2 separate regions of the Homo sapiens genome follow, and region 2 is linked to region 1. A link is a contact called in ENCODE Hi-C or POLR2A ChIA-PET data. All regions are on one chromosome and are shown on one strand. Each heading gives the region's core, a stretch centred on a gene start or an enhancer-like site at or near the end of the contact. The rest is flanking DNA. Distances are from core to core; before and after follow the strand shown.

What was found. A loop is a pair of places that touch in the nucleus more often than their neighbours do. ChIA-PET counts read pairs that join two places held with the same protein, here RNA polymerase II (POLR2A). Pooled maps may share reads with other maps.
Region 2: a loop to region 1 is called in a pooled map, with 2.3 times the contacts of the local background. The contact joins the enhancer-like site here to the promoter of SLC8A1-AS1 in region 1. A Hi-C loop is called at or near these places in 1 of 168 maps with a recorded cell type or tissue (A673) and 10 of 50 pooled maps. POLR2A ChIA-PET finds 5 or more read pairs at or near these places in 1 of 52 experiments (OCI-LY7).

The regions. Positions count from the first base shown.
Region 1 is chr2:39,915,407-39,919,168 of GRCh38, forward strand. SLC8A1-AS1 (SLC8A1 antisense RNA 1) reads left to right here and starts at 2,228. Exons shown (of 5, transcript NR_038441.1): 1 at 2,228-2,253.
Region 2 is chr2:39,512,410-39,516,384 of GRCh38, forward strand. The region is part of intron 3 of MAP4K3-DT (MAP4K3 divergent transcript); the gene reads left to right. Among named protein-coding and RNA genes, the nearest start is that of MAP4K3-DT, 77 kb to the left of the region's middle. RefSeq lists a silencer at 2,917-3,137 and enhancers at 3,226-3,818, 3,819-3,975. Within about 2 kb of position 1,307, at least 22 of the 41 ENCODE cell types and tissues checked have a DNase peak (open chromatin) inside an H3K27ac peak, as active enhancers do; they include A673, where a contact is called at or near this core.

The sequences.
Region 1 (3,762 bases), core at 978-3,477:
ATTTTTACTTTTTTGGAGAAATCTTCATTTTTTTTTTATAGTGGCTGTACTAATTTACGTTCCTACTAATAGTGTCTAAGAGTTCCCTTTTCTCCACATCTTCACCGGCAACTGCTATTTTTTTTGCCTTGTTTCTAATAGTACTTCTAACTGGGGTAAGATGATATTTCATTGTGGTTTTGATTTCATCTACCTGATGATTAGTGATGTTGAGTATTTTTTCATATACCTGTTGACCCATTTACCTGTTGTATGTCTTCTTTTGAGAAATGTCTATGACATTTACTCACTTTTTTATGAGATTATTTGTTTTGCTGTTGAGTTTACTTTAATGTCTACTGATTACTAAGTCCCTTGTCAGATGAATAATTTGCAAATATTTTCTCCCATTCAACAGATGTCTGTTCACTCTATTGATTTCTAGTGTATGCAGAAGTTTTCCAGTTTATTTATTTTTTAGAGACAGTCTTGCTCTGTTACCCAGGCTGGAGTGCAGTCGCATGAATGTAGTTCACTGCAGCCTCCAACTCCTGGGTTCAAGTGATCCTCCCTCCTCAACCTCCCAAAGTGCTGAGCTGCTTTTCAATTTAATAAAGTCCCACTTGTCTATTTTGTTTCTGTTCCCTGTGCTTTTGAGGTCTGAGCCATAATAAAATCTTAACCTAGACCAATGTTACCATGTTTTCCTTCCTTATTTCCTCTCCTCCTTCCTTCCTTCCTTGGTTGCTTTCTTGCTTTGTTTTTGTTTTTTTTTTGAGCTGGAGTCTCACTCTGTAGCCCAGGCTGGAGGGCAGTGATGGAATCTCCGCTCACTGCAACCTCCACCTACTGGGTTCAAGCTATTCTCTTGCCTCAGCCTCCTGAGTAGGTGGGATTACAGATGCATGCCACCATGCCTGGCTAATTTTTTTTTGAATTTTTAGTAGAGATGGTTTCGGCATGTTGGCCAGGCTGGTCTTGAACTCCTGAACTCAGGTGATCCTCCTGCCTTGGCCTCCCAAAGTACTGGGATTACAGGCATGAGCCACTGCACCTGGTCCCACTATGTTTTCTTCTAATAGATTTATAGTTTTGGGTTTTACATTTACCTTTAATCCATCTTCACTTGATTTTTACATATGGTGAGATAGGGATCGGGTTTCATTCTTCTGCATGTTGATATTCAGTTTTCCCAGCAGTATTTATTGAAGAGAGTGTCCTTTTCCCAATATGTTCTTGGCACCTTTATAAAAAAAAATCAGTTTGTTGTAACTATGTGAATTTATGTATGGGGCCTCTGTTTCTTTCCACTGGCCTATGTGTCTGTTTTTATACTAGTACCATGCAATTTTGGTTACTAGAGTCTTGTAACATATTTTGAAGTCAGGTGGTGTGATGCCTCCAGCTTTGTTCTTTCTACTCAGGATTGCTTTGGCTATTCTGGCTCTTTTCAGCTTCCATATAAATTTTTGGATTGTTTTTTCTATTTCTGTGAAAAATGACATTAGTATTTTGATAGGGATTGCATTGGATCTGTAGATTGCTTTTGGTAGTATGGTTATTTTAACAATATTCTTCTGACGCATGAGCATGGGATGTCTTTCCATTTATTTGTGTTCAACTTTTTTCATCAGTGTTTTGTACTTTTCCTTATAGAAGTCTTTCACCTTTTTGGTTAAATCGATTCGTAGGTATTATATTTTACTTCTATAGCTGTTGTAAATGGGATTGTTTTCTTGATTGCTTCATCAGCTAGGTCACTAATCATGTATAGAAATGCTATGATTTTTGCATGTTGATTTTGTTTCTTGCAACTTCACTGAATGTATATATCAAATTGAGGGTTTTTAATGGAGTTTTTAGTTTTTTCTAGATATAAGATTAAGTTATTTGCAAAGAGAGCAACTTGACTTCCTCTGTTCCAATTTGAATGCCTTTTATTTCTCTTACCTGATTGGTCTGGCTAGGACTTCTAATATTATGTGATATGGTTTGGCTGTATGTTCCCACCCAAATCTCACCTGGAATTGTAATCTCCATAATCCCTACATGTCAAGCGCAGGACCAGGTAGAGGTAATGGGATCTTGGGGGCAGCTTCCTCCATGCTATTCTCATGATAGTGAGTTCTCATGAGATCTGATGGTTTCATAAGCATCTGGCATTTCCCCTGCTTGTGCTCACTCTGACCTTCCTCCCTACAAAGTTGTGTGCTTCTCCTTTTCCTTATGCCATGATTGTTAAGTTTCCTGAGGCCTCCCCAGCAATGCAGAACTGTGAGTCAATTAAACCTCTTTTCTTTATAAATTACCCAGTCTCAGGCAGTTCTTTATAGCAGTGTGAGAATGCACTAATACATTAAGTAAAATTCTAGTGGTGAAAGTGAAACTCTTTCCCCTAGGAACTCTTTCTAGTTCTTAGGGGAAAGAATGTCAGCTTTTCCCCACTCAATATCATGTTTACTGTGGGTTTGTCATATACAGCCTTTGTTATGTTGAGGTAAGTTCTCTTCTGTGCCTACTTTGTTGAGAGGTTTTATCATGAGGAAATGCTGAATTTTATCAGATGCTTTTTAAAAATCTATTGAGAAGAGCATATGGTTTTTGTCCTTCATTCTGTTGATGTGATGTATCACATTTATTGATTTGTGCGTGTTGAACCATCTTTGCATCCCTGGGATAAATCTTACCTGATTGTGGTGTTTCATCTTTTTGATGTGCTGTTGGATTTGGTTTGCTAGTATTTTTTTGAGGAATTTTGTATCTATGCTTATCAGGGATATTGGTCTGTAGTTTTCTTTGTTGTTGTTGTGTCTTTGTCTGGTTTTGGTATCAGGATAATGCTGGCCTTGTAGAATGAGTTGGGAAGAATTCCCTCCTTCTCAATTTAAGATAGTTTGAGAAGAATTGGTGTTGTTTGCAAGTTGGGTAGAATTTGGCAGTGAAGCCATCTAGTCCTGGGCTTTTCTGTGTTGGGAGACTTTGCTACTGATTCAAACTCTTTGCTCCTTACTCTGTATAGGTATTCTATTCCTGATTCAATCTTGGTAGGTTGTATGTGTCCAAAAATTTGTTCATTTCCTCTAGGTTTTCCACCTTTGTTGGCATATAGTTGTTTATAATTGTCTCTGATCTTTGTTGTTTCTGTAGTACCAATTGTAATGTTTCCTTTTTCATTTCTGATTGTTTGGGTTTTCTCTAGTTTTTTCCTTGGTTGGTCTAGCTATTGATTTTGTTTATCTTGTCAAAAAACCAACTTTTCATTTTATTGATTTTTTTATATTGTTTTTGGTCTCTTTTGTTTAGTTCTGTTCTAATTTTAAAATTTATTTCCTTCTACTTGTGTGTTTGGTTTTTCTTTCTCTTTTAGTTCCTTGAAGTGCATTGTTAGATGGCATATTTGAAATCTTTCTACTTTTTTGATGTAGGCATTTAGTGCTGTGTACTTCCATCTATATCCCATAGGTCTTGGTATACTGTATTTCAAGATATTTTTTGATTTGCTCAATTTCTTCATTGATCCAGTGGTCATACTGGAGCATGTTGTTTAATTTTCATGTATTTGCAGTTTCCAAAGTTTCTCTTGTTATTGCTTTTAGCTTTATTCCATTGTGGTCTGAAAAGATACTTGATGTGACTTCCATTTTTAAAAATTTGTTGAGGCTTGTTTTGTGGCCTAACATATGGTCTATCCTGGAGAATGTTCCATGTGTTGGTAAGAAGAATGTGTATTCTGCAGCTGTTGGATGAAATGTTCTATAAATGTCTGTTAGGTCATTGAATTAT
Region 2 (3,975 bases), core at 57-2,556, 400 kb before region 1:
GTCAGGCCTGCGAGGCTGGCCAAGCTGGAGCATCCTTGACCTTTCTTTTTTCCTTCAGCCGTCCAATGAATTTGTGTCCAATTCGTCCTCCAACCCTCCACAGACAGTTGCATTCTATGATGCCTCTGGTGATTTGGAAGGCGGCCGAGCTAGGCACAAAAATAGGAGCGCCTGAGGCGAGAGATTCTTCCAAGGTTCTTGGTTGTCAGAAAGATGAACATCACCACATGGTTCTAAAAGAAGAGATGAAAGGGATTAACATTGTAAGCAGTTGTGAGATTAGACTCTCCAAGTCACTAGGCTCCAGATGAAGCAGGAGGCATAGCAGAGAAAATCCTGTGCTGGTATCGGTAAAATTATGAGCAAGGTTTTAGAGGATTCATCAGAGGAAGGCTAAGTTGAATGGGCACTAATGAGCTGATGACTCAAATCTAGGAAGGAATAAGATCATAACAACCAAAGCTCTGCATGAAGGTGGGTGCTGTATAATTGTCACATCTACTAGAGACAGGCACTGGTCCCCAAGATGAGACTGGCTGGCCCCTTACCCAGTGAACAAGTTATCAAATACTTAACTAAAATAAGAACTGTGAATATGCCCAGAAGGATTCTTTGCGCATGCACTTAAATATGTTACTCTCCCTATCTTTTATTAAGGCCCTTGTTTGGAGAAGGGACTGAACTAGATGTGCGCATGTCTTAAAAATGCTTACGAATCTTGAGCCTGGTATAACGTAAACACTCAGAAAACACTTTATTGTTTACAGTATAGTAGGACTCATCCCGTCGTGGGGAGCTATGGCAGTGGCCTTGAAAAGAGTGGGTATTAGTACACAAATGTTCAGAATGTCCCACAGTACTACATAGTGCCCAGTTCATGGATGAGCTGCCACTCTGCTGGGACAGGCTTCATCTGTTTATTTCAAATGTATAAATGTTGGGTGTTCTCTTGGTCTTAAAAGGGGTTAGATGTAGCACAGGGCATTTATATTGTCATGAAATCAGTCTGAGAGTGTTGGATGGGGGCATTAATATATGAAATCAGGGAAATAGCTTTTCCCTCATCCTCTTCATCTCCAAGAATATCTTTCTGAGATATTCTCTATTGTTCTGCCCAGTGCAGTTAGGTCTTACTTAGTTTGCCTTGTAAGGTCATTTCAGATTTTAATCGCTCTCCCCATAGGAAGTTTTTCCTGCTGTTCTGCCTGAGTTGCCTTCTGCTTAGTTTTAGTCCATTATGTCTGTAAAGAGAGGGAGGGTTTTATGGGGCAAAAGGCCCAATCATCGTGGGAAGAATGAATCATTCCAAGAACAGTGAGATGGGCTGGAAAGAGAAGGCAGCGAAGGGGCAGGAAGTTGTGGGTGGAATGGGTTACTGAGAACAGCACCAAAACAGTCTGTCTTCTCTCTCCATTACTCCCACTAGGGGGTGCCCAGCATCCCAGAATAATCACTATTGTTAGGAAGTTGAAGTTTGATGTGTCATCTCCTAATAGAAGGGCACTGGTTTCTCCCTGAGGGTTTTCTATATCTCTGCCCTGAGTTGAGAAGAGATCTCTGTGTGTGTATGTGTATGTGTATTGTGTGTGCATATTTGTTTGTGTGTATGTGCTTGTGTATGTGTGGGTTAGAATCAGTAAGTGCACAAATGCCTCTTAAGCATTCATTTAGAGATTCTCAATTCATGGAAATCCTTAGGGATACACTGAGTTTTCCAGGACCCAGCTGACTTGATCTTGAAGTCAGTGGCTGGAGTAGTTGTGGGCCAGAAACATCCTCCTCAGCCCAGGAGAAGTGGCAGCTGATGTATTTTAATTACTGGGAGTCAAGAAGTTGTAGGGATAAGAAATGAGTTCAGCTGAGCGATCAGCTGGAGGTCAGGGATGGAGGAAAGACCCAGGGTGTGTGAGATTCTGAAGTAGAGTGGTGAACAGGTGTGGGATGGATGTCAGGGAGAGGTGAGGGTATCTGGAGGGTTTCCAAACAGCCAGGCCTTCAGGATGGCCACAGCAAAACTTCCAGTTCTGAATGGTTTTGTGGAAAGAACATGGCACCTGGATCTTGGAAGACATGAACTGAAATTTCAGTTCAAGCATTCTATAGCCATGAGACCTGGGGGAATTGGGGCAAGTTATTTCACATCTTTGATCTTCAATTCTCTCATCTTCAAAAGGAGACTAATGATACTAGGGTTAAGTGAGAATTTAAAAAATAATGCATATAATGCACTACATAAATAGAATCTTCTTCCTTTCCCTTTCTCCTACTTGGAAATGGCTGAGAGCAAAGATGCAGTTCTTGCATCCCATGACCACAGAGTTCTAGGACTGCAGCCCTGGGCAAGAGGTTCCACCTTGGCTGCTGGAGTTTTCTGCAACGAAGAACTTCAGTGAGTGTTCAGGGCATGCCTGCAGAACCCTGGTCCTTCTGTTTGGACCAGTGCTCCAAATCTGTAGGCCTTTGGGCCGTAATTTAGAAGCTATTTCTAAATTTTTGAAGGTCTTCTGTCTAGTCCTGAGGCCTTTAGTCTCAGAGAATTAAATTGTCTTACCCAGGGTCGGTCATACAGACTGCCAAAGCCTGGCCTGGCATCCAGGTGCAATGTTCATCTGTGTTACCAGTTCCTCCATGCTAACCTGACAATGACTCACAATTCCTTATAGCACAGTGTTCCAAAGTCTGAGCCACAGACCACCTGTACTAGTAGCAGCCGGTGGGCTTGATAAAAATGCAGATTCCTGGCTCCCTGACAGTCCCGTGCTATCAGATTCTGTAAAGTTTAAAAGTAATGATTTATAAATTTCCCAGACCCGGGTTATACTTTTATATGGAAACATAATGCCTGAATCTGACAGAGCGCTTTTTCATGGAGGAAAGTTGGGACTCTTGGGCAGACTTCCTGTTGCTTTCGTACTCTACAGGTGTTCCTGACCCTGGTATGTATACAGCCATCTCCGCCCTACCTACTTACTTCCTTCCCCCAGAACTTCCTAAAGTGGTTAGGAACAATTGTTGTGAAGGTCACAGCAGACCATTTCTGTGAATGCGAGATGTGTTGGTGCAATTTGAAAAGGTCAATTTGATTGACGCCTGAGCCACAGTGATAACCCAAGGCAGCAGCCCTGTCACTGCTAGCTCCCAACAGTGGTGGCATCTGCAGCCTCGAGCAAAGAGATTGTTTAAACTGATGGAGGGGAAGCTTTAGTTCTTATTTCTGGGAGATTGAGTGGCACCAGGAGAAAGGCTGATCACTAGTTGCAACTTCCTCTGTATTTACAATAGCGTTTGCTGCTAGTTTAGCTGTGTTTAGACTAAAGGTGGGGGCAAAAATTACCCTTCCTCTAAAGCTATGAACCCTGACCTCTCAGTCTAGAGAGAGATGGACTCTGGATATGTGGACAGGCTCTGCGAGATTCTTCCTGACAAGGGCTGTATGAGCCGGCTTTCAGAAGGAACTTATTCATGACGGTGGATCACTATTCAGAGAGACACACTCTTTCTCAAAGAAATGACAGGGGCAGCAGGGACCACATTAAGTTTTGATAGGGTCCTGCAGCTGTTGGGGCAAAAGGGTCTGCCTTGGCCTCTGGGGGTCTCTGCACTGCAGAACTGCAGTGGATGTACAGGGATTGCCGGGGGTTGCAGAAGGATTTTGCGATATGCATTCATGTCAGCTTCAAAGTGCCCAAAATGAGCGTGAAAATGCTGTCAGAAAGGCAGTTATTGCTACCTGAAGTCCCTGTTGGAACAAAGTGCAAATTAAATACTGGTAAAAGAAAACAAAGCAGATCATTGTTGTGTAGCAAATGTCACTGTCCTGTGTACCTATCTGGCCTACTGGCTGACTCCAGGAGGTGGGAGGTGCGACTGCATGGAGCCACGTTCGGCCTCCTACCTTCAAAGCTGGTTACATCTCTGAATGGGGAGCTGGTGAGAAAGAGCTCTCCTTGATAAAACATCATTTTTGCCCTTCCC